Regions from separate parts of the Mus musculus genome. Here all the other regions are linked to region 5. The links are chromatin loops, found by intact Hi-C in ENCODE. Cell type or tissue: left cerebral cortex. All regions are shown on one strand. Region 1 overlaps Gm32822 (a long non-coding RNA gene). Region 2 overlaps Kdm4b (lysine (K)-specific demethylase 4B). Region 3 overlaps Ptprs (protein tyrosine phosphatase, receptor type, S). Region 4 holds the start of Gm33211 (a long non-coding RNA gene). Region 5 holds the start of Tincr (predicted gene, 20219). Region 6 holds the start of Gm33089 (a long non-coding RNA gene). Region 7 has its middle 10 kb from the start of Mir6977.

The links. Hi-C counts contacts between places; a loop is a spot of excess contacts. Peaks named below come from ENCODE experiments on the same cell type or tissue, not always from the same donor. Only the 100,000 strongest peaks of a DNase experiment are listed, where the experiment ranks them.
Region 1: it touches region 5 in a loop (2.6-fold over the local background); 9 of 42 quality-filtered maps call a loop at or near these places.
Region 2: a loop joins it to region 5, with 6 times the contacts of the local background. A loop is called at or near these places in 37 of 42 quality-filtered maps.
Region 3: a loop joins it to region 5, with 3 times the contacts of the local background. A loop is called at or near these places in 14 of 42 quality-filtered maps.
Region 4: it touches region 5 in a loop (2.5-fold over the local background); 13 of 42 quality-filtered maps call a loop at or near these places.
Region 6: a loop joins it to region 5, with 3 times the contacts of the local background. A loop is called at or near these places in 12 of 42 quality-filtered maps.
Region 7: it touches region 5 in a loop (3-fold over the local background); 16 of 42 quality-filtered maps call a loop at or near these places.

Annotation. Positions count from the first base shown.
Region 1 is chr17:56,477,817-56,481,816 of GRCm38, reverse strand. It overlaps Gm32822 (a long non-coding RNA gene), which reads right to left. Exons shown (of 4, transcript XR_385656.4): 2 at 3,486-4,000; 3 at 500-588; 4 at 1-414. Among named protein-coding and RNA genes, the nearest start is that of Ptprs, 3.3 kb to the right of the region's middle. In left cerebral cortex, a CTCF peak has its summit at 2,195 (motif pointing right); a DNase peak (open chromatin) is centred at 2,215.
Region 2 is chr17:56,360,225-56,364,224 of GRCm38, reverse strand. All of the region lies in intron 5 of Kdm4b (lysine (K)-specific demethylase 4B), which reads right to left. Among named protein-coding and RNA genes, the nearest start is that of Gm32715, 26 kb to the left of the region's middle. In left cerebral cortex, a CTCF peak has its summit at 1,735; DNase peaks (open chromatin) are centred at 2,468 and 3,613; H3K27ac peaks cover 3,799 bases.
Region 3 is chr17:56,423,657-56,427,656 of GRCm38, reverse strand. Ptprs (protein tyrosine phosphatase, receptor type, S) reads left to right here. Exons shown (of 33, transcript NM_011218.2): 13 at 1,153-1,270; 14 at 1,731-2,330; 15 at 2,680-2,777; 16 at 3,379-3,632. Among named protein-coding and RNA genes, the nearest start is that of Mir6977, 6.7 kb to the right of the region's middle. In left cerebral cortex, a CTCF peak has its summit at 1,929; DNase peaks (open chromatin) are centred at 1,505, 1,921 and 2,567; H3K4me3 peaks cover 746 bases; H3K27ac peaks cover 2,417 bases.
Region 4 is chr17:56,500,515-56,504,514 of GRCm38, reverse strand. Gm33211 (a long non-coding RNA gene) reads left to right here and starts at 2,800. Exons shown (of 2, transcript XR_385665.2): 1 at 2,800-3,416. In left cerebral cortex, a CTCF peak has its summit at 1,683 (motif pointing left); a DNase peak (open chromatin) is centred at 1,853; H3K27ac peaks cover 774 bases.
Region 5 is chr17:56,551,571-56,555,570 of GRCm38, reverse strand. Tincr (predicted gene, 20219) reads left to right here and starts at 1,184. Exons shown (of 4, transcript NR_130128.1): 1 at 1,184-1,453; 2 at 2,009-2,122; 3 at 2,575-2,883; 4 at 3,582-4,000. In left cerebral cortex, a CTCF peak has its summit at 2,375 (motif pointing right); DNase peaks (open chromatin) are centred at 2,413 and 3,274; H3K27ac peaks cover 1,246 bases.
Region 6 is chr17:56,485,428-56,489,427 of GRCm38, reverse strand. Gm33089 (a long non-coding RNA gene) reads right to left here and starts at 3,855. Exons shown (of 4, transcript XR_876888.1): 1 at 3,776-3,855; 2 at 2,288-2,761; 3 at 368-484; 4 at 1-200. In left cerebral cortex, a CTCF peak has its summit at 1,606 (motif pointing right); DNase peaks (open chromatin) are centred at 1,194 and 1,609.
Region 7 is chr17:56,406,873-56,410,872 of GRCm38, reverse strand. No RefSeq gene overlaps it. Among named protein-coding and RNA genes, the nearest start is that of Mir6977, 10 kb to the left of the region's middle. In left cerebral cortex, no CTCF peak of the experiment used is centred here; DNase peaks (open chromatin) are centred at 1,725 and 3,007; H3K27ac peaks cover 2,381 bases.

The DNA.
Region 1 (4,000 bases), 74 kb after region 5:
CCCTTCTCCCTCTGCCTCACGCAGGTCTCTGCCAAGTGCTGAAGCAGGCAGTGCTGTCTCAGCCACCTGCAGACATAAACGCTGCGGTGGGACACAGGGCCAACCACTGGAGTGTGACCAGGCACAGGCAGGGGCCATCCAGGCAAGGGGCAGTGAGTGGAGGGCAGGTGTGTGGACAGCCGCCCAGGACCCCTCCACCTCCATCTCTCACAGGCTGTCACCAAGTGTGGACGTGGGGAGAGGAGGGCAGAACGCAGCTGTGTGATGTGGCTGAGGGGATCTGAGATCTCCAGAGCAGAGTTGGCCTCAGCCCTGGGGCTGGAGCTGCAAATGAATTGATTTGAGCTCTACACAGGAGCCTGGAGCAGGCACAGCAAACCACCAATAACCCCAGACTGGCAAGGCTTCTCAGTCCTTTCTTAGAAGAAAAAAAACAAGGGTCAGAGACAGGAAGCAACTTAACCAGCAATCATAGGGTCCCAGGAAGCTCCACACTTACCTGTACAGACAAGGACAGCCAACAACTCTTTTAATGCTCTCCTTGGAGGTGGCAAAGTGGTTTCTATGAACAGAAACTGCCTCTTGACCCTGGGGAGCACACATAGTAACACACAGACCCCTATGTTCTAGTTGATTCATGGCAGACATCACTAATCAACAACCGAGCTCTTTCCAGGACCCAATAAGCAGACAGCACTAGTAGACTCTAAAATTTCTTTTCCTGCAGCTCTGAGACTGATGCTCATAATATTTTTGTTGGTTTTGTTTTGTTTTGCTTTGCTTTGCTCTGTTGTGTGTGTGTATAGCCCTGGTGTCCTGGAACTCTGTAGACCAGGATAGCCTTGAACTCAGAGATCCAATTGCCTCTGCCTCCTGAGTACTGGGATTAAAGGCTTGTGTCAGCACCCCCCACCCCACCCCCCACCCCAGCATATTTATTTTTTAATGAGACATGGTCTCAGATATATCAGCTTGTCCCTGAGTCTTTCAGAACTTTCTTTGTAAGCTACATATGGAGTGATGCCTCCCCCACCCCCAAAGAAACAACAAAACTAAAATGCAGGATTCAGGGAGGAACCTATATGGACCAAGCATGACCTTGATGTGACCTTTGAGGAAAGGGTAGCCTGTGGCCTGCAGAGCCTCTATCCAGCGCTGGCATGGAGCCTTGAACTCCCACCAGTGTGGAGGACCCAGTGTAGGCAGCTTTGAGGACAGGAAGTGTCCATCTTTATACCCGGGCACTCCCCAACCCCCACCAAGTTGGAATGGCGTGTCCCTTTCTCCTCCTGAGAAGTGAGGATTTAAAAATAATTTTCCCTTTTGCTTTTCCACTGTCACTTGACTCCCAAGTTTGAATCTGAGGGTGCTGAGCAGATGACATGTGCTGACTGGAGAAGCCCTTGCTGCCCCCTCAGCTGATCAAGTCGATGACAATCTAACAATGGAGGGCACAAGGGTGTGTCTCACTCCCTCCTTCCCACAGAGGGCCCTTCAACTCTGCTTTCTGGAGACCTATGTTCTTCAGCCCCAGGGCCTTTGAACATTCTGTTCCAGGAACCACATGTTTGTCCCACATCGGGTCTTTATGTCCCAACAAGGGGAGGTATCTAAGATTAGCCCTAGGCTGACCTGGGGACATGGGTGAGTAGGGTCACAGTGAAGCACAGGAAGAATAGCCAGAGGACAATGGGTGAGAAAACTGTGTGCGGGGCTCCAGGGTCCTTCTTTCAGAGAAATAAGAATTAAAACTGTGTAAGGCTTCGAGGGGCCCAAACCTGTCACGGCCCCTATGCACCAGGAGCAAGACTTCGGGCCCCGGGAGCAGGAGCATGCAAGTCCAGTCAGTCTAGGAGCTCGGGGACTCCACTTGCTTCTTCTCAGGAACCTTTCATGCCAGGGCAAAGAGGACCCCATCTCAAGACCAAGCCCCCATCTCGTCCAGGCTTCCCTAAACTCTATCCAGCATACAGAAACTGGGTTTCCACTCCCGCCTATGCCATGTGACACCAGACTGGTCTTTAACCTCCCTGTGCCTGTTTTGTTGCACAGAACACCAACCATAGCTAGATCCTTGGAGGACAGTGTGCCAGGAATAGGGGGTTGTGGGGTGGAACAGAGACTGTCTGTAATCATTGAGTCCAGCTTTGGGGTTGCAGGCAGCTCATTCACGTGCCAGCTACTGTAGCTACCACCAGAGGGCAGCAGTGAACACAGGGTCCGCTTTCTCCATATTGCCCTCCATAACTCCCACGTTCCTCCACAGCACAAGCCCTTCCTGCAGCCCACTCTGCCCCACCCCTCCTGCTCCCTCCTCCCGGGAACTGCTGCAGCCACAAAGGTTTCTGGGCTCCTCCTGCTTGGGTTCTGTCCCGTCCCAGGCCTTTTCTAACAACACAGGCGTTTGTCAATGGAGAGCAAGCTTAGCCCAGAGCTTGTATGATGGTGCACACCAGTCATTTCAGCATTCAGGAAAATGAGACAAGAAGGTGGAAAATTTGAGGTCAACCTTGCTTAGTGTAACTCTGTTGCAAACAATCAAACAAACAAATCCTAAACATATCCCAGAGCCCCACAATGCCTCTTGTCTGGCAGCCTCAGTTTCTCCTGCTGTGACAGGGGTGTTGGGGCTGCACTTTCTGGGCACCCTTGAATCACAGACTGTGGCCTTCCCATCCTGTACCAGTCACCCATGACAGCAAAGGCTTTGAATTGTGATTGTAGACATGGGCTGGAGTTTCTGTCCTATGATGGCACTCGAGCCACTCTGGTATGTTTATATTGAGGAAAAAAAATTCTTTACCTCAGGCTGACCTTAAGTTCATTCTACAGTCGAGGTTGATCTTAAGCCCCTCATTCCCATGTCTCTGCCTCCTGGCGGCATGAGCTCCAATCACAGAATCCCTAATCGGCTAGAAGAAGCCTTTTGTGAACACTGGGCACTCCACTGGAATTGAAAGAAAGAAAGAAAGAAAGAAAGAAAGAAAGAAAGAAAGAAAGAAAGGAGAGAGAGAGAGAGAGAGAGAGAGAGAGAGAGAGAGAGAGAGAAGAGAAAAACAGGAAATAATAACCAGGTACTGGAAGTTGCCAAGAAGAGCGTGGGCATCTGGGGAGAGCCCCTCGAGCCCCACAGACTCAGGAGGGAAGGAATGTTCCAGAGCGAACTTTTCACCCAACAATGAGTCATACTGCCCTCCGTGTGTGTGCCAGGCTGGGCAGAAAAACCAGAAGTTTAGAGCCCACTGGGTCCCGCCCTGGATCCAACACAGCCCCCTCAGAGAAGACCGGTTCTGCTGGTCTGCTCAAATATGGTCACTGCTCAGTACCTCCCCTTAGGGGGCTGGGTGCAACAACAGTTAGAATATGCTGAAATCATTGTGCAAAGTTAAGCGGTGACCCCGACCTTGCGGCCTGAGCCACGCCCCCAAGCCTCTCTTGGGGAATTCTAGGCTCCACCAATTGCGGTGATTGGTAGGATGACTCACCTCACTCTTCCTACAGCCCTAAGTCATCAGCTGTTGCCACACAGAGACAGGACATCGAGGCACAACCCGAGCAAGGAGCCTGCGTCATGAGAAGCAAACGGAGGGTCATAGCATTTCTGACTGTGAGAATACCTCTTCAGCACAATATTGGGAACAGTCTGCCAGGAAGTGGTTCTGGGAATGGTCGTCTCTGAGCAGCGAAAGGAACATCTCACTAGGCTGAGGACCAGCATGTACCAGGGCCCTGGGGCAGGCCGGAACCTGTGTGGGAGGAGTAGGGGCAAAGGAGGAGCAGGAGTCTGCTGTGACTGAAGCAGAGGTAGCGATGGCCGCCCTAAGTGGCTGAACACATAACCGGCTTTGGGTTGATATATTGTTGCCTGTCTATGCTCTGTCAGCTGCAGGCCGATTGTTCTGTTTTGTTACTTCTGTGTAAATGGCATTTAACACAGCGGGGATCTGAGAGGGGATGAATGGCCACTGGAAGCTTCCAGACTCTCAGACCCGCGGTTTAC
Region 2 (4,000 bases), 190 kb after region 5:
AGTCCCAGCACATGGAGACTCCCAACAGCAGAAGGGACTCAGAGCACAGGGCTACAAGAAATACCCGGGATCTAAAGTAAGGCACTCAGAAGGAAACCAACACTGTGTCAGGTCCAAGAGACACCTGTTCTGTGTCCCCAGCAACAGGAATGCAGACAAGAATGGTAGACACACTCCCTCCCACAGGGTCTCATTGAGGCCTATGGTCATACCACTGGCAAAGAGCAAGTGATGGTGGCTCCCACAGCCCTGGCCACAGCCTGGGAGACCTTGGAAAGAGAGCATATGGGACTGCAGGTGACTTCCTGGTGTGACCAAGCAGGAGGCCTCTGCAGCTGAGTCTCAAAAGGAGGGATTCCACAGGTCAGAGCAAAACCTGGACAGACAGGTGTTAAATGAAGGTGCCCTTGAACCCAGGCATCAGAGGCAGGCTGGCAAACAGACTGTCAACACCCACTGCCCACCCAATGGAGAGGATGTGACACACATGGGAAAGACACATGGGGCTGTGAGCAGCTCCATATGAGGGACCAGGCTTCTATGTACCCCAATTTGATCACTCCCACAAAAAGAGCTTCAGTTTGCCTAACCCAAAAGGGATTTCCAGTAAGGAACCACCTGACCTGGCTGGCACTGAGTGAGGTCTGCCCATTCCCACCAGGGAATCCCCACGTCTTAGCGTCTTAGCGTCTTATCGCTTGTGCAGGTGGGACAGACAATACAAACTGCAGCAAAGATAGCAGCAGCCAGAATGGGAGAGGCTGCTCCCAGGATGGAGACTATTGAGCCACTGGCTTTATCTCTAATGGATCGTTTTCTGGGACAATGGGCGGTAGAATTTGGTGTCACACACCAGCGGTGTCAATGGCTTCTAGTAATGACATTTTTATTGAAACACACAGGGGATCAAGAGAGCTAGCTTGGAGAACACAGAGCCTCAGAGATAGGAGGACCAACCACCCACAGGGAAGCTGGTGGTATGGGGAAGAACAGTGTCTGGGTAGCCGGGGAGGGGTGGATGGATATCTGTGACTGTCACATCTCCCTGGGGACCCAGGGAAGAGGTTAGACACTGTCACATTTGTGTCCAACAATCTCAGATGAGGCAGAGGCTGCATGCTCAGATGAGGTGTGGGGCCCCACCCCCACCCCACCCCCACCCCCACCCCCACCCCCATGGATTTTTAGTGAAGGACAAAGACCAAAACTTAAATGTCACCTACTCTGCACTGCCCAAAGTCTGGGAAAGGTTCACAGGAGAGAATCCGAGAGGCAGGTCCTGGTGATGGTGCAGAGCTAGTAAGGGCCTAGTGGTGGACATGAGTGGGGTACAGAAAAGGCACCATTTTGGACTTGGAGCTGTGGACATGCAGAGGCTTCCAATACCCTGGACCATGTCCCAGACAACAGGAGTCCTGTACACAGCCATCAGCCTGGACTCACAGTCTGATGCAGTAACCCTGTGTCAGTGGTCTCCTAAGCCAGGCTCAGGATTCTGCCCAATCACTGTGTTCAAACTTAAAAACAAAGAATTAGGGGCAGGTCCTCTGAGAACAAGGAGGGGGGCTGCTCAGAACAAAGAGAATATGGGTGGAGACAGGAGACACTTCCAGGACCTATGTGCTATACACTGTGGCCTGCATGGTAGGCAGCATGGACAGCAGGCCTGTGGTCACCCAGGTCTCTCTGAGGTCTGTCCACCTGAAAGAGGTGTGACCTATATGTGGACATCCCAAAAGTCACCAGCAGGTGACTGAGCCTGAGACAGCCTGCAAAGGTGAATTCCCAACAGGAAGTATGCCAATCAAGCTTTTACATATGGTTGGAGAGAAGACTGAACCGTTTATACAAAGTTCAGCAATGGCCTTTCCCAGGCCACGCAGCCCAGGGACATGGAGTGTATGGAGTTCAAAGACAAATGGGGTAGCTCAAGTCCTCAAGCCAGGACAGCAGCACTGTGTGCAGAGAGGGCAATGGGACTTCAAGGGCTCCTGCAGAGCACAGCAGTTCACCGCACACATGGAGAGTACACATGAACACACACCTAGGCCCCCATCCTTCGTTCCACAGTAAGAAAGAGGGGGTTCCATGGCCTACCGGGAGCCTGCAAAGAATTCAGTGGCTCAGGGATAAAGAGATGGCCCAGTAGTTAAGAGCACTGGCTAATCTTCCAAAGTACCTAGATTCAATTCCCAGCACCCATATGACAGCTCACTCCAGTTCCAGGGATTGGACAGACACATATGCAGGCAAAACACCAATGCACATAAAATAAAAATAAGTCATTATTAAAAACTCATTGGGGTGAGTCTGGCCTCATCAGGAGATGGCCCCTCCAAGGTCAGGGCTGCAGAAAGCAAGGGTGTTCCCACACAGCCTGAAGGCAAGGGGCTACTGTAGGCTGCCTAGAGAGCCCAAAGGGTTCATACACTCCACTTCTGAGCCACAGAGCCCCAGGCACACAGATACCACAGAGCCCACGCTCCATCTGTGATTCCTCTCCAGGAAGAAGGAAAGGAACCAGGCACCCTGAAAAAGAGACAGTGTTGGGTCCAACTGTCGGCCTAGCACAGGGCCACCCTGCTTCTTCCTCTCTTGACTTCTCTGAGAATTAAAACATTTAATTTTAGAGTTTATTTCACCTCAAAGTACAGTGTGGCAGACATTAAAGAATGCCCTGCTGGGAGAGAATACCCAGGAGACGACCTGAGCCACACAGTCAAGGTCAGCATTAGCATGGCCAGTCTGTGATGGAGGGACCACAGACACTATACTCCACATCACCAAGGCCAGCGAGCAAGAAGGAAAGTGGGAAGTCAGATAACAGGCTGCCCAGAGGAGCTAGGAGGACTGTGTAAGACACTGAAAACTCTGCATAGCGCATGGTCCACTCCTGGGAAAGCTGCAGTGCTGGCTCACCATAGACAGATCCACCTGCACTATCAGGTAAAAGAGGGAGGAACAGGAAGAGGGAGGAAGAGGACAGAGACAAGGAGGAAGAGGACAAAGAGGAGGAAGAAGACAGAAAGTAAAAGAAGTAGACAGAGAGAGGAAGAGGAAGACAAAAAGGGAGGGGAGGGGGCAGGGAGAGGAAGACAGAGGAGAGAGGAAGAAAGGAGAGAAGAAAGGAGACAGAGAGGGGGAGGAAAAGGGTGGTGGAAGGGAGAGGAATCCCCAACCAAAAAAAGTAGGCCATATAAAAACCAAAGAGAAAGAGCTACGGGCCACCACCCCAGCTCACCGTTTGGCTCAAGAGCCCAACTCAGCTCCAATTCCCCAAGTCTGTGGGGTGGGGAGGGGCTCCTCACAAACTGCTGCAGGCTAACAGCCCTGATTCAGGCAAAGAATACAGAAGGCTTCCTGCTCAGCATTGCTTACAGAGCTCTGCAGCCCAGAAGCAAACTCTTTAAGTGAAGACAGAAAGGCAGGGGAGAGTCAAGTGGGACCCTGTATGAGCCCCAACATGCAAATGGTGTGCTGGCTGCTCTGACCCTCAGATCCTGGGAACACAGCTGCGAGGCAGGGCCTGCCACAGCCAAGTCTTCGGCAGGCCTGGTTGTGGAAAGGACAAAGCAGGACGGCTCATCGAGCTAATGGGCACAGGCTGTGACTCAGAGCTGCACCCTGCCGTGTGCACCAGATTCCCTGAAATTGCCCGTCATCATCAGAGCATCGTGGTGGCTAATGACACAGGGCTCATCTTGCATGCCAGGGGCCCAATGCCCCAGTTCAAGCTCAGGCACGTCACAAGCCTCAGTTACTTATCTGGCTGCAGTGGTGGCTGAGATGTACAGCAGTCTCAACAAGCGGAAGGCCAGAACCATGGCATTAGGGTGACAGAGCAGCTGTGGCCAGAGTGAGGCCAAGGGCCCAATGACAAGGCAGCAAGGGGTACTGGGCCAGGAATAACACAATTGTCCCTTGCTAGCTTCTGTGTGTCTGGACCAAGTGGTTGCGATGGCTGGAGAGCCAAGCCCCACAGGACAGAGCTTTGAGTCCA
Region 3 (4,000 bases), 130 kb after region 5:
GCTCTAGAGCAGGGTGAATTTGCACTGTGTCCTCAAGCAAGACACTGCCTGTCTCTCTGCTGCTCTGAGTCCGTTTGACAGGAGACACAGAGGCTCTGTACAAGGTCCAGAGTTGCCACTAACCTGGCCTGTGCCCTACAGGGGTTTCATGCCCCAAAGGGAGACCCTCTTTCTTTCCTGCCTGTTTCTGTCTCCTCCCTCCACTCCTGTGTTCCTGAGAATTTCTGTACTGCCAGGCACGAGCGCGCGCGCGCGTGCGTGCGTGCGTGCGTGCGTGCGTGTGTGTGTTGTGTGTGTTGACCAGAGCCACCCAGGTGGGCATCAGGACCTAGTGTGCTTGAACATCTGCTGCCTGGGGTACAGTGTAAACAAACTGTGCCCCAACATGGAGTCACACTATTACCTGTATAGGGGCAAGCACCAAGCATGGGGTGGTCAGCACAGTAGGAAGGCAGAGGCTTATTGCTTCGGGATTTGATCGGAGACAGGATTAGCCTGACACCCCAATCTTCACCTTAGAATTTCAGGGCTGGCTTGAGTCGTGGCCCGCACCTCTCCATCCTGCCTCTCTTCTCAGAGTTATTCCATTTTAAGTTTGCAGCTTGCATCTTAACATTAGATGGCTGTTTCATAACTGGCTTTCAGATTCCAGATAGGGTTAACTGTTGAATTTCTCAAGTTGGTTGTGGGCAGCTCTGATAATCCAGTGGGTTCAGGGGGAAGCCAAGCCCTGGGGTAGGATGGGGCCTGGGATGTTAGAGAAACACCCAGGACCCCCCTGTAGCTGGAGTGCAGTGCCTTTGAGAAGCAGAGAGGGAGGAAGGAGAGCGGGGCAGCAGATGAGCAGGGTCTGGTGGACTATAGAGAATTGACCTGACTCCAGAGAAGGTGGGCGCCTTGGAGGAATGATTCTGATCGGGATGCTCTCTGATGGCTATTGCCCTGGGTATAGGAGCAGGGGACCTGGTGGTGGCTGTGTGCCCAGCTTGTGTGTTTCTGACAGGAGTGTGGACACTGCATGTTGCAGCCTGTGCATGAGCTCACCAGCATGTTGCCTGTGGACTGGAGGCATCATCTCTTGTGACTTTCTTAGGGGAGAAGGTGAGCAGGGCTGGCACCATTGCTGACCGTGCCCACCCATCCCACCCACAGGAAATGGTGATAACGAACCTCCAGCCTGAGACTGCTTACTCTATCACAGTAGCCGCGTATACCATGAAAGGCGATGGCGCTCGCAGCAAACCGAAGGTGGTGGTGACCAAGGGAGCAGGTAGATACCTATCCACTGCACAGCCTCTGGCTCCACAAGGCCAAGAGCATTTCCCATGATTCTCAAGCCAGAGTGGTTTTAAGACGCACCAGCCAGGTGGACCCAAAACAGGAAAGACATGGGCCCTTTTCAGAGGTTCCAGAGGCCAGGCACTGCTGGCCCTGATATCCATCTCTGCCCAAGTCACTCCCTCTCACCAGACACTATACTCATTTGGCTGTCTCCTCTCAGCTGCAAAGTGGGAGTCAAGCTTAAAGGTAGCCCAAAATAGGTCCATGTGCCTCACAGGGAATCCAAGTCTTTGCTTAAAGGAAGTCCTTCCTAAAATGTACCTTTAAAAACTAGACCTTAAGGACTGGGAGTGTGGTCAAGGGTGGGTCCCTGCGCAGAAATCCCTCAGTGAGGGGCTGCCTTTGGGGTTTGGAGAAACGTGGCAGGGCAGCTGTTTCTCCCTCCACAGTGCTGGGCCGCCCCACCCTGTCGGTGCAGCAGACCCCCGAGGGCAGCCTGCTGGCGCGCTGGGAGCCCCCCGCGGACGCGGCCGAGGACCCGGTGCTTGGCTACCGCCTGCAGTTTGGGCGCGAAGACGCGGCCCCGGCCACGTTGGAGCTGGCTGCGTGGGAGCGGCGGTTCGCGGCGCCTGCACACAAGGGCGCCACCTATGTGTTCCGGCTGGCAGCGCGGGGCCGCGCGGGGTTGGGCGAGGAGGCCGCGGCAGCGCTGAGCATCCCCGAGGACGCTCCGCGCGGCTTCCCGCAGATCTTGGGCGCCGCGGGCAACGTGTCCGCGGGCTCCGTGCTACTGCGCTGGCTGCCACCCGTGCCCGCCGAGCGCAACGGCGCCATCATCAAGTACACGGTGTCCGTGCGGGAGGCCGGCGCCCCTGGGCCCGCGACCGAGACGGAGCTGGCGGCGGCCGCCCAGCCGGGGGCCGAGACAGCGCTCACGCTGCGAGGGCTGCGGCCGGAGACGGCCTACGAGTTACGCGTGCGCGCACACACGCGTCGCGGCCCGGGCCCCTTCTCACCCCCGCTGCGCTACAGGCTCGCGCGGGACCCAGGTAGGCGCCGCCCCGGGCCCCGGCCCGCCCCTCCCCACAGGTAAGTCTCGGCCTCCAGACTCAGCCCAGGCGCCCGAGGCTCCAGTCGGTCGGTCGGCAGGCACAGGTGGGATGCGGCTTGGAGGCCACGCCCATTGCTACGCCCCTCCCGCTTTTCTCCGCAGCCGCGCCGTCTCTGCAGCAGCAGCAGCAGGCACTGGGGACAGGGCAGGCAGGGCCGGGCCAGGCAGGAAGGCCGAGGGCACAGCGGACCACAGGGACAACAGGGGCCGCCCCACGCGCCCCTTAGCCAGCGCCCGGTTCTTACTGGGCCATCTTTCTCTCTCTCCCTGCTTGCCGCCGCCCTCAGTCTCCCCAAAGAACTTCAAGGTGAAGATGATCATGAAGACTTCAGTGCTGCTGAGCTGGGAGTTCCCCGACAACTATAACTCACCCACACCCTACAAGGTACTACAACAGTGGAGGAAGGGGCGGGGCGGGAGGTAAAATCTGGGAGCCTGAGGGAGATTGGGCACAGTCAAGGCCACCCCAGATCAGGATTCGATGATACTTAGATTTCACAGTTTAGTCTGAGATTGAGGCGCAGTCTACGATTAATCACAGCTGGATCAGGGTCTGTCAGGGTTGCTACTGAACCTGGGATCAAGGCTCAGTCAAGTTGAAGCCTAGTCAGGACTGGCACTCAGAGCTGGGGTTCTGGCCAAAGCCAGGATTTAGTATGTTGTTCAGTCTTGGTCAGAAGCTAGAGTTAAGGGACCTCCTCGAACAGTCAGTTGTTCCTGAGCCTAACTCCAGGGCTTTGCCATGTTTGAAGGTCAATCAGGGATCAAGGCTTAGTTGGACCTGAAGGTTATTTTTGGACTGGAGCTCAGTCAGCTCTGTACTGAATTAGAACTCAGGAGCTAAGTTTGGGTTTAGGTTCAGTCAGATGGTTCATCCAGAAGTGAGGCTCAGTCAGGATTGGTCCAGGACAGGCAGCCTGAGGTTGCAGCTCTGCTGGGGTTGCTAGGCCCCGGCCCATTTCTTGCTGAGCCAGCTCTGCCTACAGATTCAGTACAATGGGCTCACCCTGGATGTGGACGGCCGCACGACCAAGAAGCTGATCACACACCTCAAGCCACACACCTTCTATAATTTCGTGCTCACCAACCGTGGCAGCAGCCTGGGGGGCCTGCAGCAGACGGTCACTGCCAGGACCGCCTTTAACATGCTCAGTGGCAAGCCTAGCGTCGCCCCGAAGCCCGACAATGACGGTTTCATCGTGGTCTACCTGCCTGATGGCCAGAGTCCTGTGACCGTGCAGTATGCTAACCCCCCTCCCCCCATACCTGTCCCTGTAGCTGTCAACCCACTATGTGACTGCATCGAGCCACACATCCCTTCTGTGACCCCATTTGCACACTTACTGAGATAAGGGTCACGTGAACCTGCCTCATGCGACTGTCCCCATAAAGCCTGACCCTTCACTGGGCGACCTTTAGCCCCCGAAAAGATTCTGGTCTGTGCTTCAGGCTAGCGGGGAGGCCTAGCTAGGAGTCTGCAGTGAGGACCTCAAGGGGCTTCCTGGGAGGCGGGGAAAGGGCGTAAGATCACGTGGGCTTTGAGGGATGCACAGGACACTGAGATCTGGCACGCCATGAAGTAGGCAGAAGGCAGATAGCTAAGAACTG
Region 4 (4,000 bases), 51 kb after region 5:
AGCTTTGCATGCTCAGCTGCAGGTACCAGGCAGAGACACTGAACCTGCTGTGGGCTTTTAAACCATCCAAGCCCACCCCAGTGACACACCTCCTCCAACAAGGCCAAAGGGTCCAATCCTTCCCAAACAGTTCCACTAACTGATAATTAAAAATATATGAGCCCATAGAGGCTGTTCTCATTCAAACAGCTCCAAACACTATATTTTGTGACCCAGCAGCCTCAGCCTCTGAGTGCAATGCCCACATGGCTCATCCACATTGTATCAGATGTCTCATCTTCTGACTTTTTTTTCGCGGCTGAATAATATTCCGCTGTATAATGGGCCACATCATGCTCACGCAGTCATCTGTGCGTCAGCTGCTTCCAGCTGTTTACTACTCTGAATACTGGGACACATCTGTTACAACAGCTGCATTCCACCACTGTCGGTCAACACCTAAAAGAGAACAGTTGGTTCATGTAATAACTCTATGTCAAGATGATGTTTTTAACAAATGCCACTCAGTGCTGGTTGTATACCATAGTTCTCTACCTTAGTAAAGCTGCGACCCTTGAGTATAGCTCCTCATGTTCTGGTGACCTCCAACCATAAAATTATATTCGTTGCTACTTCATAACATTTTTTTTTGTTACAGCATGAATGCTCATGTAAATGTGTTTTCCAATGGTCTTAGGTGACCCGGGTGCAATGGTCATCCAGTCCCCATGGGGTCACGACCCACCAGTTGAGAACCTCTGCTACAGTGCTGTCCACGGCTCCCTATTTCTGCCTGGGGACTCGAAGATGCTGCTCTAATGGCTCCTAGACCACTTCAGCTTCTCCTCTTTCCCTCTGTTTCTCTCCTTTCCACACATCAAGTTGTGTGCGCTAGTCCCCAGGACTTGACACATACAGATTCATCTCCTTGGATGACCTTTCCCCCTCTGTGTGTGGATCCACATGCTTGTGAGGCTAGAGGTGAACCTCAGGTGCCCTCTTCCGTCCCTCACACTCTTTTTTTGTTTTTTTTTTTTGTTTTTTTTTTTTTGTTTTTTTTTGGTTTTTTTGTTTTTTGAGACAGGGTTTCTCTGTATAGCCCTGGCTGTCCTGGAACTCACTTTGTAGACCAGGCTGGCCTTGTACTCAGAAAGCCGCCTGCTTCTGCCTTCCAAGTGCGGGGATTAAAGGTGTGTTCCACCATGCCCGGCTTCCTCACATTCTTGAAATTTCGTAGCCTGTGAAGCCATTCTCCATCCCTTAAATGACATCATGAGTTGTCCCCTCTGCATTTCTGTGTGACAATGGTTCCTTCAACATTGACTGGATATGAGCCCCTAACTCTTGCCAGGGAACCTTACAACCCACCCTTTTTTCCCTCTCTACACACAGCTAGACTTCCCAGCATCCCTTATTTTGCCCTTGGAAACAGCTCCCCATCCCAGCTTCCTCTTTCTTTAGCTTAGTTTTTAAAATATGAGACTCTGTGTAGACTCTCTGTGTAGCCCTGGCTGTCCTGGAACTCACTATAGAGACCAGGGATCCTCAAACTCAGAGATCTGCCTGTCTCTGCCTCCCAAGTGCTGGGGTTAAAGATGTCAACCATCCTTGCTCTTGCAGAGCACCCAGTTTGATTCACAACACCTATATGGCTACACACAAACGTCTGCAACTCCATCTCCAGGGAACTCGACGCCCCCTTCTGGCCTCTGCGGGAGCAGTACTCATGTTCAAACACATAAAGACAACTCTTGCTCTGTCCTCCTGCACAGCTAGGCAACACAGCACAGAGCTGGCCCTCATCCAGTGCTTGCTCAGCACTGCCAGGGCTCGCCTGAGCTCCCTCCAGCCAGACTCCAGCCCTTGACAAAGAGGAAGGGGGTTTTCCCTGCCTTTCAGCGGTGGCTATAGCGTATCCAATCACTGCATTTGTTTTCCCTCTGCAGCGCTCTGGTGATGGGCGAGGGCAGGAGTGTGAGGCAGCCTGTGGAAATTTCACTGTTTTAGGCACTCGGCAGACTATCTTCAAAAAAGCTATTTGGCCTGATCTCCAAATGAGAAAGCTTTTAAACATACACTCACTCACACATTGCAGACAGCATCTTAAGTTAAAAATGAATGAAAACAGAAAAAAGAAGGAAAGAAAGAAACAGGCAATTAATATACAGTACAAGTGTTGCCTTCCTCGGGAGATGCAGCTTGAGCTGAGAAGAGCAGGGCAGAGGAGACTTCTCCACAGCATGGACATGGAACTCAAGTGAAGATCCTTTGTGGGGACCTTCTGACAGGGACAGATGGAGTGTTCATGCTCCAACCTTTTCCTCAATGATTGGACTACACTGACTAGCCTAGCCTCTCCCAGATGTCTGCAGCACAAAGAAGTCTCTATTTCCCACAGCCATCTATCTCTTCATTCCAAATATTGAGTCCTTACTGAAGGTTAGAGAGGAAGAAGGAAAGGATTCAAGAGGAGATGGAGGAGCAGATGGGAGAGGAGATGGAGGAGGACATGGGGGGGATGGAGGAGCAGATGGGGGAGGAGATCAGGGAGGAGATGGGGGAGGGGATGGAGGAGGAGATGGAAGAGGAGATGGAGGAGGACATGGGGGGGATGGAGGAGCAGATGGGGGAGGAGATCAGGGAGGAGATGGGGGAGGGGATGGAGGAGCAGATGGGGGAGGGGATGGAGGAGGAGATGGGAGAGGAGATCAGGGAGGAGATGGGGGAGGGGATGGAGGAGCAGATGGGAGAGGAGATGGAGGAGGACATGGCGGGGATGGAGGAGCAGATGGGGGAGGAGATCAGGGAGGAGATGGGGGAGGGGATGGAGGAGGAGATGGAAGAGGAGATGGAGGAGATGGAGGAGGAAATAGGGAGGATATTGGGGAGGAGATGGAGGAGGAGATGGAAGAGGAGATGGAGGAGATGGAGGAGGAAATAGGGAGGAGATTGGGGAGGAGATGGAGGAGGAGATGGAGGAGGAGATGGGGGAGGAGATGGAGGAGATGGAGAAAGTTATGGAGGAGGAGATGGAGCTTGTGGTATGAGAACACCAGGAAATAGAGAGACCAGTCCCATCTAACTGGAATTCTGGAACATTTTGTTACCACAGCATTGTCTGGATTGCAAAATTCCAGGCTGGGCAACTTTTGCACTGTACAGGTCACTCCATACTCATGATTGCTGTTAGTCATGATGGGTGTGAGGTTTCCTTGGAGAGTGACAATTAAGGATGAGGAGGCATTAGGTGAAGGGGTGAGTAGAGGCAGGGTGGAAAGAAGTGTGGGCTTTCGGTTGAGGGCACAAGGGATAGGGCAAGTGAAAGGTCAGGATTTACTCAAGATGGATCAATCCTTCCTGCTGTGTGGATGCCTGAAGACTATCAGGAGACTGATGAAGAGGCTGTCTGAGCAATACACCAGCCTTCGAGGTGCACTGTGAGTGAAACCTAGGGTGTAGGGTAGGACAGGAGATTGGGGGCTTCTTTTTATAGGGCCATCATGACATGAAGACACAAAGAGGATCTGGTGTCAGATTGAGAAAAAGGAACTGTACTGGCATTAGGTCCATGATACCCAGGAGACACTCCGAAGGAGACTGTGAGTTGGAGGGAGTGTTGTGGCTAACTGTGTACTGACAGGTCAGAGTCAGATGCATGATCCTAATAGCAGAGCTAAGCTTCTGAGCGAGCAGATTACCAGTAAATAAAGGAGGAGTAAGGAGAGGAAGACATAGATGGAGGCAGGGAAGACTCTTACTGTGTGTACAGAGGAGAAGGTGGGCATGTTGGAAGGTTTCCCAGTAACAGCAATGTGTGTTGGGAGTGGGGTGGGAAGTGGATGGATGAATGGACATCCATCCACCTCCAACAAGGGGAGGTGCCTCCAATAAGGGGAGGTGCAAATGGATGGATGGATGGATAATGGGTGAATAGATGGATGGGTGGATGGATGAGTGAATGGATGGATGATTGGATGGCTGGATATATGGATCATTGATGGTTGGATGGATGGGTGAGTAG
Region 5 (4,000 bases):
ATTAATGTCACCCTACACAGCACACTGAGATATATTTTTTCCTATATATTCTCTTACCTGTCTTTTTTGGGAGTAACAGGGGTCATGATCTCTCTTTGATAAAGCTGACCTCACAGGAATCTGCCTGCCTCTGCCTCCCAAATGCTGGGATTAAAGGTTTGCACCACCAAGATGTCACTGGGCTAAATTTTTAGAACGTTCAGTTTGTTTTTCTTTGCGGAGTCAAAGTTAACACCTAGAATGTTCTCTCAGCATTCCCATTCCTGGGTAAGTGTAAGTCAGGGCCTTGTAACAACAATGTCTTTTTACAAGACCCCAGTAGACAGGCAGAGACACTGAGGTAAGGGGAGGAGAGGCTGTGGCAGGAGATGACAGGGTTAGAGGCCACACAGTGACTACTGCATTGTTGCTGGTGACAAATGCCCAGAGTTTGTGTGTCAGAGGCCAAGTGCAGAGGACAAACTGCTCTATCCAGTGGGGCAGTGAGAGCATCGGGGAGGGAAAAGGCGTGCTTTCGGAAGTGTGCTGGAGAGGCGGCTGGCTCCCAGAAATGGCTGTAAGGATCGGGAGGCTGGAACTCGCTTCTCTCCTCATCAAGCACTTGCTGAACTGAGTGGGTGGTGAATGTGGGCAACTGGGAATGTTGAACTCTTACCCATCCCCTGGAGCCCCACCTCCAGTGCACGTGAACTTCCAGGCCAAACCTAGACGTCTGTCTCCCCTACTTAGACCCTGTTCCTAACTTGATGGCCATAGAGGGCAAAGGCCCAAGATTGAGGTTTCTTTGGAGCCCACAGACACAAAACAAGTACAGATACAGATTAGGGAGGAAGTTCTAGAGTGTTCCCTGGAATAATAAATAAATGGGTGGGTGGGTTACACTGCCTTCCTTGCCACCCTTCTCTCCTCCTCACTTCTGCTTCAAAAGCAGGACCCAACTCCACTCCTCCAATACACCAGGCTCTCCATCCTGCCACAGTGCTTTCGTATAGCTGCGTTCTTTGCCCCAGGGCCTTTGATGTATGCTGTGCACAGGAGAAATGTTTGTCATGGAGGCCTGGGCTGGGCCAGCCAATGTCACCACCCCTGTGGGCTGCTGCTGTAGCAGGGCGTGCCTAGGAGGGGTGGAGGCAGGTGGCTCAGCCGGTCTAGCAGGTGCTGACCTGCGAGAGAGTCTCAGGCTGGCAATGGCCATGGAGGAGCTGCGGCGAGGGCTGTCCCGCTGGAAGCGCTACCACATCAAGGTACACCTAGCCGACGAGGCATTGCTACTGCCACTGACCGTGCGGCCCCGAGACACACTGAGTGACCTGCGCGCACAGCTAGTGGGCCAGGGTGTAAGCTCTTGGCGCAGAACCTTCTACTACAACTCTAGGCCTCTGCCTGACCATCAGACAGTTCGCGAAGCTCGCCTGCAGGACGGCTCAGTATTACTTCTGCTCAGCGACACCAGGTGACCAGGGATCTAGGCTGGGACTTGGGCTAGAACCTGGTAGGATCTTGAGCTCTGGCTTATGGAGGTTGGCCCAGTGGGATGGTGATGGCTTGGGGACATGGTGAGAAAGACCTCTGTGACCGTGCCTGCTTCCTCTCGGCTCCATTAGCTATGTCGATATGTGGTGTGAGCTCCAGCGGTGGCTCTGAGGACTCCCTGCCCTCATTTCTGTGTATCTGGCTCTGGCTCAGCACGTCTCTCTGTATCTGTGTCCTGGTCTCTGTCTCTCTCTGCACACCGCCCCTATCTGTTTCTTCATGTCTCCGAGTGTCTCCATCTCTCTCTCAGTTTCTGTCCACTCATCTAAGAGGTCGGTGGGATGAGCAGCCCTGGGCCACTACTGCACTCCCCATCCCAAGCCCGTCACACCTTGTGTCTACACTGGCCTCAGTGTCTCTAGTGGGGCCCGGCTGTATAGTGCATCACCACCAGTATGAAGACACTTCAGAGCGATCCTGGACTAGCTGGAAAGACTTTAGTCGTCACCGCTTGTCTTTATGTTCACCCCCTCAGGTAGGAAATGGAGGAGATGGAGCGATGATTTTAGGGACACAAGATGCTGGCTGAAGGAGCAAACTGGCCCAGGCACCACATCTCTCTCTTCCTGGGAGTCCAGTCGTACTTCAGGTAAGCCATTCATGGGAGGCCTGAGAGATGGTGGGGAAACTGAGGGCCTCATGAGGTGGGCACATTAGCCTTATCCTTCCATCTCCTCTGTTGGCTCAGCACTGGTGTCCCCATCTGTGTGACTTTGAGAAGTTCTCTACTCTCCTCTGGACTCTTTACTTTGATGCAGACATAAACTGACTGTGCTTTGTGGGCTTGGGTCCACAAGAGCTCTGCCTGCAATTCCTGTAACAGACACCAGGACAAACGGAGCAGCTTTGCCTGCAATTCCTGTGGTGTCCACCAGGGGGATCCTAGCACTGTGCCTGCTACAGAAGGGCCTCAGGATTGTGGGCAACCACTGCACTCCCTTCCAAGCCCAGATCCAGGCTATTTGGAGAAGGGAAAAAGGGCCATTAGCTTGGAAACTGCTGGTTGACATCCCTGGGCCCACATGTCCCTTGCTGATCCAGGTGCTGGGCTTCCAGAGAGATGCCAACTCCCCAGCCCTGCTGATGCCCACTGCCTCTGGTGTTCCTGATGGTGACTTCTGACATTGTCGTCCAGCCCTCCATCCCCCCAACCCCGGCAAGGAACCTTCTGGTTGCTCTGTGGCCTTAGGACCCTCCCTTGGGAGCCTCTGCTGCCTGGATCGACCTCTGTCCATCCCCAGAGCACAGCCTCCTCGGGGAAGCTCAACAGGCACACTTCCTTCTTTGGAGGACCCACGGGGCTCCAGCTACGAACAGAACAGGAGGACACTCTGATCCAGGGGGGTCTTGGTGAGCCCATAGGTGTGCAAAGTGGTCTGAGTATTTCAGCACGTGCTGTGGGGGCTCTACTCCACAGCTCCAGTGTTGGGTGCTATGTGACCCTGCCCCCCATTGTCCCTGTTTCCCCCCACCCCTTCATGTGCTGGGGGACTACACTGTGAGCCCAGAAGGAAATAATGTTTTAATTAAGAGTTGTACAGGCTGCAGGAGGCAGAGCAGGGCAGCTGGGAACTGAACCATGGTCTTTGGAATCAGGGTTGCTAGACATTCGCAACTATGCAGGCCTTGGGGGTGTGGGTCCCTCTCTGCCTCCCCAGTCTCCTTCTAGATCCACCAGGCTGTTGTTCAGCTGTGGGGGAAGCTGCTGGCCCTCTGGGAGAGCTGCTGGGGAGTGGAGGGGAGGCTGGTATTGAGGGGCGAGAGAAAGCATTTTGACATTTAACAAACCTTATGCAAATTGCATGCAAATTACATGCAAATCACTATTCATTTCTTCAGGCGGACAGCCTTAGCGTGTTCAGAAATAATAATGTAGGGCCTGTTCCTTGGTCCCAGTCCTGGCGGTCTTCCCTCCCTGCCCTCCTCCCTCTCTCCCTCCCTCCCTCCCTCTCTCTTTCCCTCCTACCCTTCCCATCTTTGATCCAAGGCCGCCTAGCCCTGAAGTGGATGTAAACAGCCCAATTGGCTGCCTTCATTCTGTTTTCTAGATCAGAGAACCAAGGCCTGAGGTCCCAAAGCCACAATGTGGAGAGCATGTGACCTCTCTCCAACAGTCATCAGAAGCCAACATGAACAGAACCTGTGACCCACAAAGAAAAGGTGACATGAGGAGGCTCCAGGCCTGTGATAGCTTGCAACAGCACAGGGGAATTGTGGTGCTGAAGGCCAGGCTGCTGAGTGTGAGCCCCCCACAAGCTCACCCTGTTCCTTATGTCCTGAGATCTCCCTGAATTCCTGCCACAGGACCATCAGTTTTTTTTTTTTCCCACTCCACCTTCTTTTTGTTTTTTATAGACTCCTATTTATTCTACCTTCAGTGCCCCATTTATACACAGCCATTCCTGATACTCCAGTGATAGCCTCCAGTGTCCTCCGGGTCCCTGCTATGCCAGCACTATGCTCCTGT
Region 6 (4,000 bases), 66 kb after region 5:
TTATTTTTACAGTCTGTGAGGCAGGTATGTGAAGGCCAGAGCTCCAGTCTCAGGCGGTTGTGAGCAGCCCAGCACGAGTGCTGGGACTCTGAACTCAGAGTCTCTGTAAGAGCTTTGCATACTGTTAGCTGCAGAGTCTCTGCCCTCCAGCACCTTGATCTTCATGTCATTGTCACTCTGGGTCAGTCTTGGGTCACAGCCTAAGGAGACAGAGGTGAGGATCAAGAGGAGAAGACACCCACATGACTTTACTACAAAGGTGACTCTGGAAAGAGGTTGGAGAGGGGACGCCCCATAGGGTGTCCCAGTACCCCTAACCCCTGTCTGTGTGCTGCCATTAGGCATGTAAGTCCCCCTTGTGTCTCACCTTGTTCTCAGAGCCTTTGAACATGCTCTTCCCCCAGGTCTGGTGCCTTTCCTGCCACCTTGCCAGGCCTGGGCTGGGGCAGACACAGGAGGTGACTAGGGCTTGCGGCTCTTGCTGCTGTGATAAGGGGAAAGGATGGTTAACACAGCCAGGAGGAGACAGATGAGCAGACCAGAGGTTGTCCTGGAATTAAATGACCTGTCTGATTGTGCAGGAGAGGACTGGAGTGGTCATTAGCAAGTTTTAGCATTTAGTTAGTTTGACACAGGATTTTACTTTGTATTCCCCAGGCTGGCCTTGAACTCACAGAGATTCCCCTACCTCTGTCTCCCAAGGCATGCACAATCACCTGGCTAGAGAATCCTTGAGGAGGAATCAGTGGGTGCCAGGGTGGCCCTGGCTGGGGCCTCACAGCACTTGGGGAGGTTTATAAAGGTGCTTCTGCTAGGAAGCCTTCCAGGGTTACTCCAGCTAATCCCCCAGGGTCCATAAATTTGGTCTTCTAAATCCATCCCCACCCTCTCCCTGCCAGGGACTTCCTGACATTGTCACACACCAAGTGTGGGTTTTTATTCCAAGACTGTAACCCAGAGTAGGCAGAAGGAAGTGACAGGTGTTCATGAACCTCAGTTTCCCAGTCTGAGTCAAGGCAGAGATCGCCCTTTTCTGGGTATTCTAGGGGGAATGGGTGTGAGCACCCGGGTGCCCTGAGGCTGCAGAGTTGCCATGGTTACTCAGCAAGCAACCCCTCTTCCCCAGCCCCTCACCCTCAGACCAGCCTTTCCAGAGACCAGCGGCTTCTGGTGTCATGGCAACCGTTTCCTCGGCACCCGCTATGCTTCTTCATTGGCTGAGCCCGCTGCCAGCAGAGGTCAGCAGCAGGGTCATAGCTAGGGCCTGGGCTCCTTTCTCCGGGTCTGGATGGGAATTCTGGCTTTAACTCCTTGGCTCCCAGGAGGCCCAGGGACCGGATAAAGCTGCTTCGTGGGAGGATTCGTCTGGGAGAGCCTCAACCGCTCTCCCTAACACCACAAAACCTCTAAGGAAGAGTCTGGGCCTTCACGTGGCCTTCCTGCTTCTAGAGCCTTCACTTGGGGCACAGGAGTCGGGGGTTGGGGGAGGAACCTGGGTCAGGGCTAGCCTGGACTACTTAGCCAGACTTTGTCCCCCAAAACAAGGTCAAGGAGGCCAGGGTGTGGCTCAGCCATGAAGCTGTGCAAAGGCCCAGGCTATATCTAACATGTCCAAACCACACCAGAGGGCGCTAGACTCTCGAGGTGATCCGATCCAGGCTGAGCTGTCCACAGTGGCCCTGTAGCCCGGACTGGGGGCGGGGGGGGGGGGGGCGGGGGGGAAGGGGGGCAGGGGGGCGGGCAGCGTGGAAGGGGGCTCTGCCTGATCATGGGGGCGTGCCACAGCGGAGACGTCATCGCTTGGCTTGGCTGCCTGCCGCTGTGGCTCCTTACCAGCTGCCAACCACACACGGTCCAGATGTTCCATCCCGGTAACAAATGTCAGGCCATGCCAGCACAGCAACCCCGGCAGGAGGTTGTCTCAGCCCAGTGGACACCACCCACACTAGACAGAAAAGCCCTCAGAAAGGGGAGGGGGGATACCTGGCCCCAAAACCTCAGCAACCCTTCTCCCTCTGCCTTTGATTCATTCAGGTATTGAGTACCAAATGTATATGAGACAAGGTCCCAGCAATCAGACAAAGAAGAAAACAGCAGGAAAGTCTGGCAGCGGCTGTGGGGGACAGACAGAAAGTGAGCAGGGTGAAATGAGCTGGGGAGAATTCAACAGCAGTGCAAATGCCCCAAGACAGGGGACACACATCACCCCAGACCCTCCCCGTCTATCCAGCTATATTTGCTCTACGTTTTTTGTTTGTTTGTTTTTTGTTTTTTTGCCAAGACTTACCACAGAACCTACTGGAACCTCTTATGCTGAGCAGCCACGGCACAATGGCTCCTGCCCAGCTGAAGAGCTCTGAAATGTGTCCACAGAACAGAGCTTGACAAACCAGGAGAGTAAAGGTCTTCCCACTTGGCTTTGCTTCTGAATCCAGCAGGAGGAGACCAACCTCTGTGGGAGCGTGGACTGTTTGTTGTGATGTGTAGCTGTCAGTCAGGCTGTGACAGCCTGTGTAACAAAAACATCTTCAGATCCCCAGGGCATCCTGCTCGTGGGTGCTTGCTCTCCCTCTCCTCTGAAGAAATTTCTAGAACATGCTTCTCTCAGATTCCTTCATGGATTCCCAGTTGGTGCAACCTTGACACCGGGGAGATGGATCTGGGGTTAAAGGTCTTGCAGAGAAAGCAAGAGGAACTGAATTCCGATCCCCAGAACCCACGTGCATGCTGTCTGGTGTAGCTGGTGTCTGGGGTATCAAACCTGCAGAGGAGACAGGAAGGTGCCTGGGCCTCACAGGCCTGATGAGTGAGAGACACTGTGTCAAAATAAACCAAGGCAGGTGGGTCTCTGAGTTCAAGGCCAGCTTGGTCTAATAGTGAGTTCTAGGCTGCAGTGCCCTGCTTCCAGGCGCCACAGCCAGCAGAACGTGACTTTCTGTGCACGGTTATACTGTGCAACCAGGATTTGCGGCTCTGGAGTGCACATCTCATCTGGACAGTGTCCTCTGAAGACAGGGCTGTGACTTTCTGCTCTCACGGTGCTCATGGCGGCTTGGGTGCTGCTTAGAGGCTGTCGGAACCTGATGATCGCTTGGCCAGGTGATCACACCTGCCAGGTGACCACTGAGTATATATAATGAGGTCCTAACGTGTGGGGTGACAGTTACAATGCTTCCCCTGTGAAGGAATATAGAATGGGACCATGTAAAATGTACACGCTAATCGCTTCACTAGGCCGGTTAACGGATGGTAGAGATTGATAGACGCAAATATCACCAGCCTCAGGGCACAGTGCCAGGTAAGGGCTTTCGAGGACTGTGACCTGGCAGCCACATCTCACTCCCATCTGTCCTAGGTTCCATGGACAAAGAGGCTGACTAGAAACAAAGATGTTCCTAGAATTCCCCACCTCACCCCTGATCTATGAGGGTCTTTGAAAGCAGACACTGGCTGCAAACAACAGGGTTGAGTGTCGATAGTCGATAAAACTTTATTTATAAAAACAAATGGTGGTGGGGCTCGGATTCATCTGAAGGCTTTGGGCCTGCTGGGTCCTGGGTGCTGCTGTGTGTGGTGAAGGGGTTCCTGGAAGTGAAAGAAGGCCAGGCTGCCCTGATGAGTTTCATTCCAAATGCAAGAACTTGCGTTCTGAGGTGGGAACCCAGAAGGAAGTCACACGGGGAGAAGAATGGGAGTCATGGGTGGTTCTGGAGACACAGGACCCAGGATGAGTAGCCTGCCTCCCTCTACCTAGCAAATCTCACACCCTCCTTACCTTTTGTGGAGGAGAAAATTCTGGAAACGCCCCCTTGCTTCTAGCCTAGCCCCCTAGGCTTCTGCAGAGCTGCGGAAGACTTCTGGGACCATGTGGGACTTCCTTATTCCCCAGCGGGCCTCCCCTTGCCCTTGCAGGAACCACCCCCAAACTGGTGTCCCCATCCCTGCACAGCCCCACCTTCCTCGGCACCATTTAACCGATTACAAAGATTCTATTTTTATC
Region 7 (4,000 bases), 140 kb after region 5:
TTTGGTTCCCAGCACCCACCAGGAGGCTCACGGCACCTGGGACTTTCTCCAGGCATCTGACATCCCTGGTTTCCTAGGGTAGTAGTGGCTTTCCTATGTAATATACCTCTACACAGACACAAATTTTTTTAAACTAAATTTTTAAAAGATTTTTCAGAAATACCCTCCCTCTATCATCTTGTACAGGTTGACTGTAACACACACACACACACACACACACACACACACACACACACACACACACCCCAGTCAGTAGCCCTCCCTTATTTGGCCAGAGGACCAGCAGGTTGACTGTAACACACACATACACACACATACCCCAGTCACACACACACACACACACACACATACACCCCAGTCAGTAGCCCTCCCTTATTTGGCCAGAGGACCAGCAGGTTGACTGTAACACACACACACACCCCAGTCACACACACACACACACACACACACACACACACACACACCCCAGTCAGTAGCCCTCCCTTATTTGGCCAGAGGACCAGCTACACTGAGATACTCTTTAACCAACAATTTTGTCTTTGGGGAAATGTAACAATTAGCCCAAGTAGATAGTAAATACGGGAGTCTAACATGTGAGGGCTAATTACTTGAATCAAATATTACAGAAAACCAATCCTGGTGTGCTGTTTGGCCAAGGAATGAAAATGTGTCTGCAAGGGCCCCAGGCTGTAGAGTGGAGGGGTGGGATAAACTGACAGGTTGTGGCTGCGCAGCCTTGAGGCTGGAGTCTTAGCGTCAATTAGAGGTGAAGTCCGGAATAAAACAAGCCTTGGGAACGAAAGCACATGGCTAAGGACAGGAGGTCGGGGTAAGAGAACCCAGACACCGGACCAGGTAAGGTGCTCTTTAAGAGGTGGAGATCCTAGAGGCGTGGTCAGGGTGGAGCCCTGCCTTGAAACCCCAGGGAGGGGCTGGAGGTCTGGTCAGGGCTAAAGGAACACAGCCTCAAGGCCTCTATAGCCTGGAGCCCTTGCAGACACCTTTTCATTCCTTGGCCAAACAGCACACAAGGATGGTTAGTTCTCTGTAATATTTGATTCAAGTAATTAGCCCTCACATATCAGCCTTCGCTGGGAGGGAGGGAGGGAGACAGATAAATCCCCGCTGTCCTCACTTGGTCTTTTAAAGGCAATTAACTCCTCATTATTAGCTTTTAATTAGGATGATTATGTCCTCATCAATATGTGCTATTGCAGCTTTTAGCAGACAGCTGTTGAGGCAGACGATATATCAGATGTCCGTTTGCACCCCATCCTGTCCCCTCTCTGAGTCACTGTCCAGTCCCATCAACAAAAACCACTGCGCCCTGCTCATGGCTTCCCCGGGATCACAAGGGGCCTCTGGTCCCTGTGCTGCTGTTGTGGGAGCTTCCTTTAGAAAAGCTTCAGGAATGCACGGAGAAATCCTGCCTCGAGAAACAAGAGGGGGAGGGGAGGAGACAGAGAGAGGGGGGGGGATGACTGGGGAGGTTAGCCTGGCTCTTCCCAGCTCAGATATCCCAATGTGAAGCTCCTCATGGACCCTCATCTCCCTGATGATTCTTGGTCTTGTCACATCACCCATCAGAACAAGGGCATAAATAAAACATCCCCAAATGATCCCCAAAGCCCTTGGTTGCATGCGTGACATTACGGCTGCTTGCTCATCACTTGGTAAGGTAGACAGACTCCCCACAGCCAGCACTCACGGTGGAGCCCACGTGTCATCCTGAGCAGCAGTGAACCAGTATGAAGTCCTGGAACCACCAACTGCAGGAACGCTGCCTGGAAATGCACTGAATGTCGACCTCTAGAAAAAATGTCCTGTCTCATTTTGTTGTAATCACTCGGCAGCATGCATTAGTCAAACTTATCAGCAAATAAAGGGCACGTGTCAGTCAGGACTCCACTGAGATTTTCTAAAGCAAGAAGATGCTATTAAATGTGGGACAAGGGTAACTAGTGACAAAAACTGTCCACAGTTACACTCAAACAGAAAATGTCACAACCTTATATTTTAGGAAAAATAACTGCAGGGAATTCATTACCTAATGGTGGATAACAAATTATTTCATAACCTACTGCTTTAGACTAATATGTGGATATTACCTTTCAAGACCCTGGACATCAGTGGGATTCCTGGCCTGAGAATTTCTACACATAGTCCCTAATATTTAAGGGAGTGGTTCAATGACAAAACCCTACCCACAATCCCCCCAGTGAGGATTCCCTACCTAGAATCCCCTAGTAGGGCTGGGGGCATGGTCATGGTGGGTCCCCACCTAGAATCCTCCAGTGAGGGGGGCTGGGGCTGTGGTCGGGCAAGTTGTCACTCTGTGAAATGGGGATGGAACAATGACAGTTGGGCTTCTTATTGACCATGGGGCTAGCGAGCTCACGCCCTGACTAAAGTTCCTGGGTCAGGCTGTGATCCTGACTCTTGCCTTGTTCAGATAGTTTGTTTGCTTGTTTTTAATAATCTATGTTTGACATGGCAGAGGTTTCCCATATACACATTACTGAAGCAGGACACCTGGGGTCACCATGCTCAGTTTACATGCTGTGCTGGGGACAGGAGAGTGACCTGTGTGATCTATATGGCTACCTACAGCCACAAATATAGTTGCATTGTTTTGTTGGTGGTGTTTTGTTTCATATTTTTGAGACAGGGTTTCTCTGTGTAGCCCTGGCTGTCCTGGAACTCTGTAGACCAGGCTGGCTTTGAACCCAGAAATGGGCCTGCCTCTGCCTCCTGAGTGTTGGGGGTAAAGTCGTGCCCTCCAGCCTGTGGGTTGCCAGCTCCGAGGCCTCAGTGCAGCCGCCTGCCTGGTCTCAGTGCTGAGAGGCTCTGTGCACATGTGTGCCTGTCTGTGTGTGTAGAGGTCACTGTTGAGTGTCTCCCTCAGTTGCTCCCCACCCTGCTTTTGGACTCAGGGTTTCACTGAACCTGGTGCTGGTCAATTAGGTCAGGCTGTCTGGCTAATGAGCCCAGAGGACACTTGTGTCTCCAGAACTGCAGTTCTAGTGCACAGTGCCATGCCCGGGTGCCTTTTCTGCTGTGAGCCAGGTTCTGAGACCCTGGGCTCGAACCTCTGCAGTGCAATCTCTTGTCATAACCTGCATCTTCTTTGCTGTGGGTCCAGACAGACACAAGGCCAGATAGACACAGAACTAGTGTGGGGCCGTGGGTGTAGGGGAAGAGGGGGGAGGGAGAGAGCCTGGGTCCAGCTAGAGTTCCGGTGCTCTGGCAGGAGGACTGCTGGATGCTTTCCACATGGCCCCTGGTGGGCATCTGGCTGTGTGAAGCCACTGACCCCACACGGCAGGGGGTGGACAAGGAGCAGCACCCGGTACCAGGTTCTCAGTCTCTGGCATTTCACGCTGGACACGGCAGAGGAGCTGAAAACAGAATAGGGGCCCCGGGGTGGCACTTGGCCCAGGAGATACAGGAAGAGAGGGCAGGGGGAAAGAGGGGCGCTGGGTGGTTCCCATGCAGATTGTCTTTAGTCTGGGCCTTGATGAACAGAGACAGTCTATGGTTTTAGAGCTTTATTGTAGAAAGGCAGGGGGAAAGAGAAAAGGTAAAAAGAGAGAGAGACCGGCTGTGGCCAAGAGGAAAGAAGGGAGAAGGGAAAGAGAGTGAGAGAGTAAGAAAGGTAAAGGCTCAGAGAGAGAAAGGTAAAAGCTTAGAGAGTAAGAGGGTGAGGAGGGGCCAAACAGCCCCTCTTATAATGGGCTTGTTATCTTGCTGTTGCTAGGAAACTGTGGGGAAGAGTCTAGCCAGAAGGCCAGAAGCCTGGGATATTGTCTACATGACTATTAGCCACACGCTTCTCTTGTGGGGGCTGTGGGGGTGGTAACTTCAACAGGGCTGTGGGGGTGGTAACAGGAGCCAGGGGTCCAGGAGACATGATCAAACGCCTTCCATTCCATGTAAGTGGAAATTACCACCACCGGGTTCCACTGGGGTTCAAGACTTCAGCTCAACTGGGGACCAGGCG